Linked DNA regions of Homo sapiens: region 1 is linked to region 2. Evidence: chromatin contacts called from ENCODE Hi-C or POLR2A ChIA-PET data. All regions are on one chromosome and are shown on one strand. The core of a region is the stretch at or near the end of the contact, and the rest is flanking DNA. Distances in the headings are between cores, read along the strand shown.

The links. A loop is a pair of places that touch in the nucleus more often than their neighbours do. ChIA-PET counts read pairs that join two places held with the same protein, here RNA polymerase II (POLR2A). Pooled maps may share reads with other maps.
Region 1: a loop to region 2 is called in a map of sigmoid colon, with 4 times the contacts of the local background. The contact joins two enhancer-like sites. A Hi-C loop is called at or near these places in 57 of 168 maps with a recorded cell type or tissue (A673, CD4-positive, alpha-beta T cell, CD4-positive, alpha-beta memory T cell and 39 more), 37 of 37 single-sample maps with no recorded cell type and 47 of 50 pooled maps. POLR2A ChIA-PET finds 5 or more read pairs at or near these places in 5 of 52 experiments (CD4-positive, alpha-beta T cell, OCI-LY7, activated naive CD4-positive, alpha-beta T cell and 1 more).

Annotation. Positions count from the first base shown.
Region 1 is chr10:114,546,469-114,551,800 of GRCh38, reverse strand. ABLIM1 (actin binding LIM protein 1) reads left to right here. Exons shown (of 23, transcript NM_002313.7): 5 at 4,025-4,151. Among named protein-coding and RNA genes, the nearest start is that of ABLIM1, 110 kb to the left of the region's middle. Within about 2 kb of position 2,985, at least 6 of the 41 ENCODE cell types and tissues checked have a DNase peak (open chromatin) inside an H3K27ac peak, as active enhancers do; they include heart right ventricle, sigmoid colon and thyroid gland, where a contact is called at or near this core.
Region 2 is chr10:114,300,650-114,305,897 of GRCh38, reverse strand. AFAP1L2 (actin filament associated protein 1 like 2) reads left to right here. Exons shown (of 19, transcript NM_001001936.3): 11 at 968-1,179; 12 at 3,414-3,559; 13 at 4,433-4,544; 14 at 5,208-5,248. Among named protein-coding and RNA genes, the nearest start is that of VWA2, 64 kb to the right of the region's middle. RefSeq lists a silencer at 880-929. Within about 2 kb of position 1,822, at least 18 of the 41 ENCODE cell types and tissues checked have a DNase peak (open chromatin) inside an H3K27ac peak, as active enhancers do; they include heart right ventricle, sigmoid colon and thyroid gland, where a contact is called at or near this core.

The DNA of each region.
Region 1 (5,332 bases), core at 1,736-4,235, 240 kb before region 2:
AATGGTACCATGTTTACAAAGCCCTCACGTGGTACCTGATTCTAGAAAGCCCTCAGTGCAGAATGATCATAGTGGTGAGGCAGGAAAATAGGGTCTAGAGACTGGGAGCCTAAGGCGAATCTGAAGTTGACTTCTTAGAATTAAATCAAAAGGAAAACTTCAGCCTCTGGTTGGTCATGGGCCAATCTTTCACTTCAGTCTCTGATTGTTTGCAGGTCAAGTTTCCACTTCAGCCTCTGATTGGCCCTGGGCCAGTCCTTCATTTATATAGAGTGTAACTCCACTTCAGCCTCTGATTGGCCATGGGCCAGTCCTTCATTTGTATAGAGTGTAACTCCGCTTCAGCCTCTGATTGGCCGTGGGCCAGTCCTTCATTTGTATAGAGTGTAACTCCGCTTCAGCCTCTGATTGGCTGCAGGCCAAGCCCTCAAGACTTTCTATCCCCTAACAGTGGTCTTTATTTTCAAATTGTGTCTTTGCTTATTTCATAGCTCTGGGATGTCTGGGCACTGAGGTGGTTGTAAAGAGCCCAAGACCTAACTGCTCCTAACCGAGGAAAAAGGGAGTCTATTGAGTGGCTCACATGTACCAAGCATTGTATTATGCAAAACACTTTACAGTGCATGATCTCTTTTCTTCCTGATAGCAGCCTAGGCAATGGCTGTTGTCCGCATTTTACAGATGAAGAAATGAGGGTTCGGAGAGAGTAACTTGCCCGAGTCTTCCTGACACCAATGCCCATGCTGCTCCTACCTTCCCCACACCATCCACCTCCCTGGACCTCACTTTTGGTGCAGCAGAGAGACTGCAAACAGCTCTGTCAACCTCCCTGAGCCCATCCATTGTCATTTGTAGAAATGAAAAGCCATCTCTGAAAGTTGATTTTCTCTTTTAAAAATTCTATTGAACAGCATCTTCCTTATTATTAAAATCTTTGCTGCCACCTAGTGGGAATTATGTAATTAGAAGAATAAAGAAAAATTTCAGTTAGACTTGGATTAAAAAATTGTCCATTTCATCCTGGAAAAGGCAAAACTATGTAGACAGTGAAAAGATCAGTGGTTTCCAGGAGTTAGGAGGAGGGAGGGATGAATAGATGGGGTACAGAGAGTTTTTAGGGTAGTGACACTACTCTGTATGATACTATAAGAGCGGGTACATGTCATTACTACCTTTGTCCAAACTCAGAATGTCCAACATCAAGACTGAACCCTAATGTAAGCTGTGGACTCTGGGCTATCATGATGTGTCAGTGTCAGTTCATCAATTATAACAATGGTTCCACTCTGGTGGGGGATGTTGCTAATGGGGGAGGCTGTGCACGGGGAGGGACTGGGGTTGTATCAGAAATCTCCGTACCTTCTGCTCAATTTTGCTGTGAACCTACACCTGCTCTAAAAGTAGTCTTTTTTTTAAAAAAAACTATCAGTTTTCTTACATCCATACTGTGCTCCTAAACTTTAAAAATTATATTTTTAAACTAATATCGTGGCCTTCCATTTTTATCTTTATAGTAAACTACCAGATGTGAGATTCCTTTTATAAAAATTTTGGTCAGATGTTGGAATTCATATAAACCCCAGCTTTTAAAAAAATGCTTAATCTTTTATGACCATCTAATATACACTCATATGCATATGACCATCTAATACACACTCATATGTGTACTAGATAATGGGCCATACATTAAGAAATTCTAATTTGCAATATTCAGAACTTATATTTTTAAATTTTATAAATAGTCAAATTTTTTACATTATCATGGTTTAAAAATTCAAACAACACAGAGGATGTGAAGTTAAACAGTAAAGTCCTCCTCCAGAGAGGGAAGTTTCTTAAGAATTTTTAATGTTTTCCCCCAGAAATGTTCTATTCTGGGACTAGGACACACACACCATTTTCTTTACTACTTTTTTATGAATGAGCTTATGCTATGCTTACTGTTCTATGGCCTGCTTTTTTTACTTGATCTATTTTGAACATCTTTCCATGCCAGAGCACAAATCTGCCTCGTTCTTTTGAACAGCCCATAGTATTCCATTATCAACTATACTATAATTTATTTAACTGGCCCTTCACTGATGGTCCATATAGCCTATTTCCAGTTTTTGTTATTAGAGAAATGCTGTAGGGAACATATGCATGCACATATGTGCTTTTGCAAATATATTTGTAGAATAAAATCTTAGACATAAAATAATTACTGGATCTCAAGGTTATGTGAACACCCACTGTCCAAGATCGCCAGAAATACACCTGTCATTAAAAAAAAAGAAAAAGAACGGGTTAAACTAGCTGCAGCAAGAGGGAAGCCAGAGGAACTGTGAGCCCACTCTGGGTGCAGTTTGGAGGAGTTTTCACAGCATTTGGGCTTATGCTGGGTAATTTTATTTATTTATTTAATTACTTTATTTATTGAGACGGAGCTTCGTTCTTGTTGCCCAGGCTGGAGTGCAATGGCATGATCTCAGCTCACTGCACCTCTGCCTCCCAGGTTCAAGCAATTCTCCTGCCTCAGCCTCCTGAGTAGCTGGGATTACAGGCGTGCACCACCATGCCCGGCTAATTTTTTGTATTTTGTAGAGACAGGGTTTCACCACATTAGTCAGGCTGGTCTTGAACTCATGACCTCAGGTGATCCATCCGCCTCGGCCTCCCAAAGTTCTGGGATTACAGGTGTGTGCCACCGCACCCAGCCCACGTGCTAGGTAATTTTAAAGAGGATTCAAAGGATTAGAAGCAGTTCTAGGTTAAGTGTTGTCAAGAAGCAGGACCAGGTCAGCGATTGGGTCTCAAGGTTTTCTGGATGGTCAGAGAATTAAAGTTGGGCTAGAAGCGTCATTAGGAAAAAGCAGTGGCAGTCACGGATGTGGTCAGAAGAGGGGGTTGTTTCATCACTTTGTGTACCAAGTGGACTCTGTCTTGGTCCAAACCTGGCCACTAAGTGGACTTGCCAGGACATGGCTTTATTCTGTGTGTGTTCTGTCTGATCAGCTTGGAACACGTGGCCAACTTGACACGTGCTTGCTTTCATTCTCTCAGGTACATTGATGTGGAATGTCTGTAGTTGTTGAAGTTGCTTTCCAGAAAGGTTGCACCAATTTACAGTCTTCTGGTTTCTTTTTAATACCCAACTTCCCTAACAGAATGAAGCAGTCGATAATCAGATTAATTATGGCAATTGTAATAACAGCAAATGTTTCTAGTCACTTCCAATGTGCCATCTACTGCTAAATCTATTAAATGCACTGAATCCTCATCAGAGGGCTGAGACCAGGTGCTGATAACATTCCCACTTCCCTAAGAAGAAACCCAGGCTTCAAAAGGGTGTAACTTGCTTTGATCACATAGCTAGCCAACGAGGAGTTAGCTGGGGTTCCTCACTGGGATGTCTTATTCCAGGCCCACACTCTTTACCATGAAGAAATAATTTCTCCTTTATTGTCCTTCCAGGAGCCTGCCAAGGAGAATTGAGAGCTAAGGAATTAAGAGCCACTTAATTGATGATCACAAATCTTTGAAAGGCTGGTTTGGATTGATAAGGAAGTAGGGTCCCATTTACAAAAATGAGATTTACGGGCAGCCTCCAGGAGTAATCACGTATATAGTGTTAGGCGAGGCATCAGCATAAAGTGCTGAGTTGTTCACAGTGCCCTCAATTAATAAATGCCTATGCGCACTTTCTTAAAATCACAGCCAAGACACTATAATTAAATATTCTCTGGGCGATCTGTAGCTCAGAGGATACATTAAAAAACCCCCAAGTAAGCAGATGGGTGAAGGACATCCGTCCCCGTAGATCCACGGAGGTTCATGAAGCTTCCGTTCTGTGTCCTTCCGAGGACGCAGCCTGTGAGCCTTCACCAAGAAAGATTTTGTGCAGGGAAAGAAACTGACCCGAGATGGTGCTTGAGTAAATATTGATTGAGTGTGTGATGGGCACACAGTGGGGTTGAAATTGGGCTGCCTGCTTGGATTTAGCAAAGGAAATGTGTAGTAACCACTGGCGGCTGCTCTTTTTCAGATTGTGCCGGCTGCGGAAGAGATATCAAGAATGGGCAGGCGCTGCTGGCGCTGGATAAGCAGTGGCACTTGGGGTGCTTTAAATGCAAGTCCTGCGGGAAGGTCCTCACCGGGGAGTACATCAGCAAGTAAGGCTGGGCGCGGGCACGCGTTCCTTTCAGTGGGCACCGGGCGTTGTGGTTCTTCTGCAGGTCCTGGTCTCAGGGGCCCCACCCCATCAATGGTGCTGAAATTGTTCACATCCTGCCATCATAATGAACTTGTTGCTATAAAACTTTTGAAAAGAATTGTATTCTTTTGCCTTGGCTACTATAAACCTAATGATATGTTAATCATTGCCTAATTTAACAATTAATGAAGCTGACACTGTTACACTGTATGTCATTACCAATTAAGCATTTAATAATTTCCCTGTTGCTGTTCATTCTCCTATGAGGAACTAGTAAGCCTTTGTTCTCCTTCCAGGGCTGGAGTACATTCATAGACGCTCCCCAAAAACACACAAAGCCTAGGTTGTGGGCCTTTTAGGACTGCACAAAACAGCCTGCCAGGAAATGGGCTCATGTTCAATAATAGTGGATAATAGCTACAGTTAAGGAAGTGAGGCTTTTTTTTTTTTAAATGTAGCCTGGCAATGAGGGGAAATTTTCCACCGTATACCTTTTCATGCCTTAAAAAAAATTTTCCTGCTGGGCGTGGTGGCTCACACCTGTAATCTCAACACTTGGGAGGCCAAGGTGGGAGGATCACTTGAGTTCAGGAGTTCGAGACCAGCCTGAGCAACATAGCAAGACCTCATCTCTACTAATATAAATAAATAAATAAGCAAGCAAGCCAGGCATGGTGGCACATGCCTGTAGTCCCAGCTACTTGTGAGTCTGAGGTGGGAGGATCACTTGAGCCCAGGAGATCAAGGCTGCAGTGAACTATTATCGCACCACTGCACTCCAGCCAGGGCAACTGAGTAAGACCTTGTCTCAAAAAATAAACAAATAAATTCATTCATTAATTCATGCATTTCCCCAACCACATGAAATCACCTATTCGAAAATATTAATGAATGTAGTTTAAAAATATAGTGAAACAAACAAGCAAACAAAAGGTTGCTTGGGCCCCACCCACTAGAAATCTAATTCTACAGGCCCAGGGTAAGGCTGAAACACCTGCACTGAAAGGGCAAGAAGGCTGGGTGCGGTGGCTCATGCCTGTAATCCCAGTACTTTGGGAGGCCGAGGCAGTCGGATCACCTGAGGTTGAGAGTTCGAGACCAGCCTGGCCAATATGGTGAAACCTCATCTGTACTAAAAAT
Region 2 (5,248 bases), core at 573-3,072:
GCGTCCCCTCCTGCCCCTGCGCCCCCTCCTGCACCCGCGTCCCCTCCTGCACCCGCGTCCCCTCCTGGATCTGCCTCCCCTCCTGCAGCCCCGACGCCTCCTGCATCTGCGTCCCCTCCTGCAGCCCCGACCAGTCCTGTACGTGCACCCCCTCCTGCATCTGCATCTCCTCCTGTAGCCCCGTCCCCTCCAGCCCCGCTCCCTCCTGCAGCCCCGTCCCCTCCTGCACCTGCATCCCCTCCTGCATCTGCATCTCCTCCTGCATCTGCATCCCCTCCTGCATCTGCATCTCCTTCTGCAGCCCCGTCGCCTCCTGCATCTGCGCCCCCTCCTGCATCTGTGTCCCCTCCTGCAGCCCCAACCCCTCCTGTACCTGCACCCCCTCCTGCATCTCCTCCTGCAGCCCCGTCCCCTCCTGCATCTGCGTCCCCTCCTGCACCTGCGTCCCCTCCTGCATCTGCGTCCCCTCCTGCATCTGCATCTCCTTCTGCAGCGCCGTCCCCTCCTGCAGCCCCGCTCTCTCCTGCAGCCCCGCTCCCTCCTGCAGCCCAGTCCCCTCCTGCATCCGCGACCCCTCCTGCAGCTCCGTCCCCTCCTGCGTCCGCATCCCCTCCTGCATCCGCGTGCCCTCCCACATCCACGTCTCCTCCCGCAGCCCCGCCCCCTCCTTTATCTGCATGCCCTCCCGCAGCCCCGCCCCCTCCTTCATCTGCGTCCCCTCCTGCAGCCCAGTCCCCTCCTGCAGCCCAGTCCCCTCCTGCATCTGCGTCCCCTCCTGCAGCCCGGTCCCCTCCTGCATCTGCGTCCCCTCCTGGAGCCCAGTCCCCTCTTGCATCCGCATCCGCTTCCCCTCCCGCAGCCCCGCCCCCTCCTGCATCTGTGTGCCCTCCCGAAGCCCCGCCCCCTCCTGCATCTGCGTCCCCTCCTGCAGCCCTGTCCCCTCCTGCATCTGCACTTCCTCCTGCAGGTTACCTGAACGTGCTGGTGAACAGCCAGTGGAAGTCTCGCTGGTGCTCTGTCAGGGACAATCACCTGCACTTCTACCAGGACCGGAACCGGAGCAAGGTGGCCCAGCAACCCCTCAGCCTGGTGGGCTGCGAGGTGGTCCCAGACCCCAGCCCCGACCACCTCTACTCCTTCCGCATCCTCCACAAGGGCGAGGAGCTGGCCAAGCTTGAGGTACCGCCGGCCTGCAGGGGGAGCAGGGCCAGCCAGGGTGTGGCGGTGGTGGCTGTTTGCTGCCAGTCTCCAGGACTGTAATGCTACTAAGGGAGAATCAATGTCCCCGCGTGTTATTTTTACTTCGTTTGCCTGAGATTGTTTGCATTTTTAAAAATTTCCATTCCTTTTCTGACCTCAGAGTAGTTGCGTTATAAGAGTGGAACCATGCGCTACTTCCTGCACTTAGGGCAGAAGGAGTATTTTTAGTTCTCTGAGCTACTGGAAAAGCTGCTGGGGATTCAAAGTGGGTGTTGTTTTGTTTGGGTATCACCAGCTGGGAGAGCCTCTAGGCCCAGTACGTAAAAACCACACTGTTAGAGCTTATCTGGGGGAAAAAATTCGCTTTGTGATACAATTACATTCCTCTCGCTCCCCATCCTCCCTTTGATGTGATGTTACGTTTACAAAAATAAGAAGTGACATAACGCTTTGCAAGCTGCGGCAGGCGGAGACCGAGTCCCTTCCACGCATGGAAGCACACACTTGCCCGTGAATGTCCGTTCACTTAGTCTTTGATGTGGAGGTCCTCATCCAAACTTTGCTCCAATCCTGCCCTCTGGTGGCTGAAAGACCCACATCGCAATTGCTTCCCAGGGTCCAGCTTGTAGCTTATATTCATCCATTCAGAGGTTCCCCATCAACAGACATCTTCTCAGCACAGGAATATGGTGGACAAGAGCAATATGGACTCCGTCCTTGTGGCACTTACATCCTAGTTTGGGAGTGTGATGTTATTCAGCAAATTACCCAGCCAATCGCTGGGCTACAATGGCTGGAAAGAAGTGGGGAGGGTGCTATAGACTTGTACTGGGGTCTGGGTGACAGGCTGGAGCGGGAGGGACAGGGCTTGATCCTAGGAGCAACGGAGCCCTGATGGCTTTCAGGGGAGGGCGGCAAGCTCAGATCGGGGTTTTGAGATGCTTCCTCCAGCTACTGGGGTGGGAGTGGATCGGAGGGGGCAAGAAGGGACCTGCTAGGAAGCTGTCGCAGCTGTCCAGGGCAGAGACGCAGCCTGGACTAGGGGAGGCCCATGAAAAGCTGTATTTAGAATCCAGTTGAAACTAAGTGGGGGCCGGGCATGATGGCCCACGCCTGTAACCCCAGCACTTTGGGAGGCTGAGGCAGGTGGATCACCCGAGGTCAGGAGTTTGAAACCAGCCTGGCCAACATGGTGAAACCCTGTCTCTACTAAAATACAAAAATTAGCTGGGTGTGGTGGTGGGCGCCTGTAGTCCCAGCTACTTGGGAGGCTGACACAGGAGAATTGCTTGAAGCCGGGAGGCAGAGGCTACAGTGAGCCAAGATCCCACCGCTGCACTCCAGCCTGGGCGACAGAACAAGATTCTGTCTTTAAAATAAAAAAAAACTGGGAAAAGGAAACCAACTAAATGTCAAATTCTGCTCATCACGGCCTCTTTGATGAAGAGAATGTAGCAGCAAACGTGATGGAGCTATGGGTTATACCAAAGGGGGCTGATTTTCCTCATCAAAATAAACCTATAGCTTTGATTAAATGGGCAGTTTTTTCTCATTATAAAGGTAAGAAACAGTGTGGACATTTTAATTGAGGTACCCAATGGATGCATTTGATTAGAATGCATTGTCCCCTGGAAAAAAAAATACCAAATTCACTGGGATTTTGATGATGATTTAGCAGCTGAGCTAGTGTAAGGTATTTAAAAGATGTCCCGACTTTACTGAAGCCATGAACAAAATAAATTTGAATGTTGTTATTTCTTGGGGATCCAGGAAGTCTTGTTGTATATGGGATTGGGGGAATGACATGCATTGTTCATAAAATACAAGTGTCAACTTAAAAGACATACAATTTTTTAATCATTTTAAAAACTATTAATTAACAGGTGGTCACTAACAGTTTTTAATAGTGACCACCTGGTGATAAGTTTTCACCTCCTAGAAACACAATGTATATACATCTCATATGGCCCTTGGGACAAAAGTCCACAGCATTATTGAGGTGGCATCAAGATGTCACTGACGACAGGAAATATTATCTGGGGCCACTGGGGGGTGGGATAGGCTGGTGAACAGGAGAAGCACAGCCCCGGGCTGTTACAGAGGCTTTCGTGGGCAGGCTCAGGGGTAGGGGTACGGTCATGGCCTGGTGGGGAGGGGCTGGCACCAGGCAGCACTGCCTGGCCCTGCTTATGTCTCTCTTGGCCTCGTTCCAGGCCAAGTCTTCCGAGGAAATGGGCCACTGGCTGGGTCTCCTGCTCTCTGAGTCAGGCTCCAAGACAGACCCAGAAGAGTTCACCTACGACTATGTGGATGCCGATAGGGTCTCCTGTATTGTGAGTGCGGCCAAAAACTCTCTCTTGTGAGTAATTTGGACCCTTCCTCCGTACACTCTCTTATTCCTGGCCATGCTGTAGGCCCTGGGTCAGCCAGAGTCAGGGGCAGCAGGGAGCACAGGGTCCCACCCCACTCTGCCCAGCAGCAGGAAAATGTGAAGCCAAGGAGTAGCCCTCAGGGAGGCCCGGCCAAGAGCCAGGAGCTGAGCTAAGAGCAAGGAGCCGAGCCAGGCTTCGGGCCCCGGGGGCAGCTTTGGCATCCTCAGAGGCAGTTAGACTCTCCAGCTCCTCCAGGCAGAGCTGTCACCTTTCCTGACCTCCTACTTGTCCTTCTGGTGAATCCCTCACTGGGTCTCCAGCACACCCTGGAGAAAAGCAGGTCAGGGGGTGGTGCTTCTGTTTCCAGATGAGCAAACTAGGGCTGAGGGAGAGGGCGTTCTCTGGTCAGGGTGGTAGAGCCAGTCTCGTGGAAGCCGGCTGAGCCACTGAAACAGAATCAGTTTTCTCATGGACCAAACGGGGATAGTGTCTGGCCTGCGCCACCCCAAGTGTATTGTGAAGATGAAATGAGAAGGGGTTTTTTGTTGTGGTTGCTGGAAGGAGATCCTAGAAGGGAGGAATGGGGGAGAAGATGGCAAAGGGATCCTAGGACGAGGCGTATGGGCAAGGGAAGCTTGTCTTTCTGGGAGGAAAATCTCGAACCAAGAATTTCAGGAAGAAGGCACTGGGAAAAGAGGGAGGAGGTGCCCTCAGATCCATGGAGGTGAGTGTCAGCCCCCAGATCTCTTGTGTGGCCACCACTTTCACGGCAACCACTCCTCACTGGGAATCCTTGGAGTCTGGTGCTTTCACCACCCTGCCCCGGCTGCTTCATGTGTGCCACCTCGCCCTGTTTCCAGACTGATGCAGAGAAAGTTCTCAGAGCCCAACACTTACATCGATGGCCTGCCTAGCCAGGACCGCCAGGAGGAGCTGTATGACGACGTGGACCTGTCAGAGCTCACAGCTGCGGTAAGGACCCGGCCAGGCAGTGGCCTGGGCCTCTCCAGGCCCTCCTCCTACCAACCTCAACACCTGGATGCCAGAGATCATTAGAGTATCCCTGAGATGAGATGAGTGGGTTCTGAGTCACCTACCAGGCCAGTAGTGCAGACACCTAAGTGCAACAAGGCTGTCTCCTATATGTGAGGCTGTGCAGTTTGCTTGGCTTGGGGACTTATCTAGATGAAACACCGGTGAACCCCTCTCGTCAGGGCTAGGGGTGTGGTGGTGGGATTGGGAGTGGAGGTACCAGTAGGCTTCCAGGTCCAAATCGGTTGTTGAGTGGGATGATCACACCGATGGCAACTTCCACGTTTTGGGCACTGAACCCTGTGCTGAGCTGAGGACCTCCTGCAGATGATCTCCTTGAATCCTAACCACCTTATGGGAAGATGCTGCTCTTTTCCTCTTTACAGATGAGGAAATAAGGTTCAGGGAAGTTAAGTGCTCTGTCTGGGTCTTCCACCTCGAGTGACATATCTAGGACTCAGCCAGTGGCCCCCCCAGCAGGGAGGGAGATCTCTTGGAACACTGTGAGATGGGCACCAGAACTGTGAGGCAGGGCTGGTACCCCCTCCACAGCTGAGGGAGTAGAGGTAATGTTGAATGCCCCAGACTCACTCTCTCCTGCAGGTGGAGCCTACCGAGGAAGCCACCCCTGTTGCAGATGACCC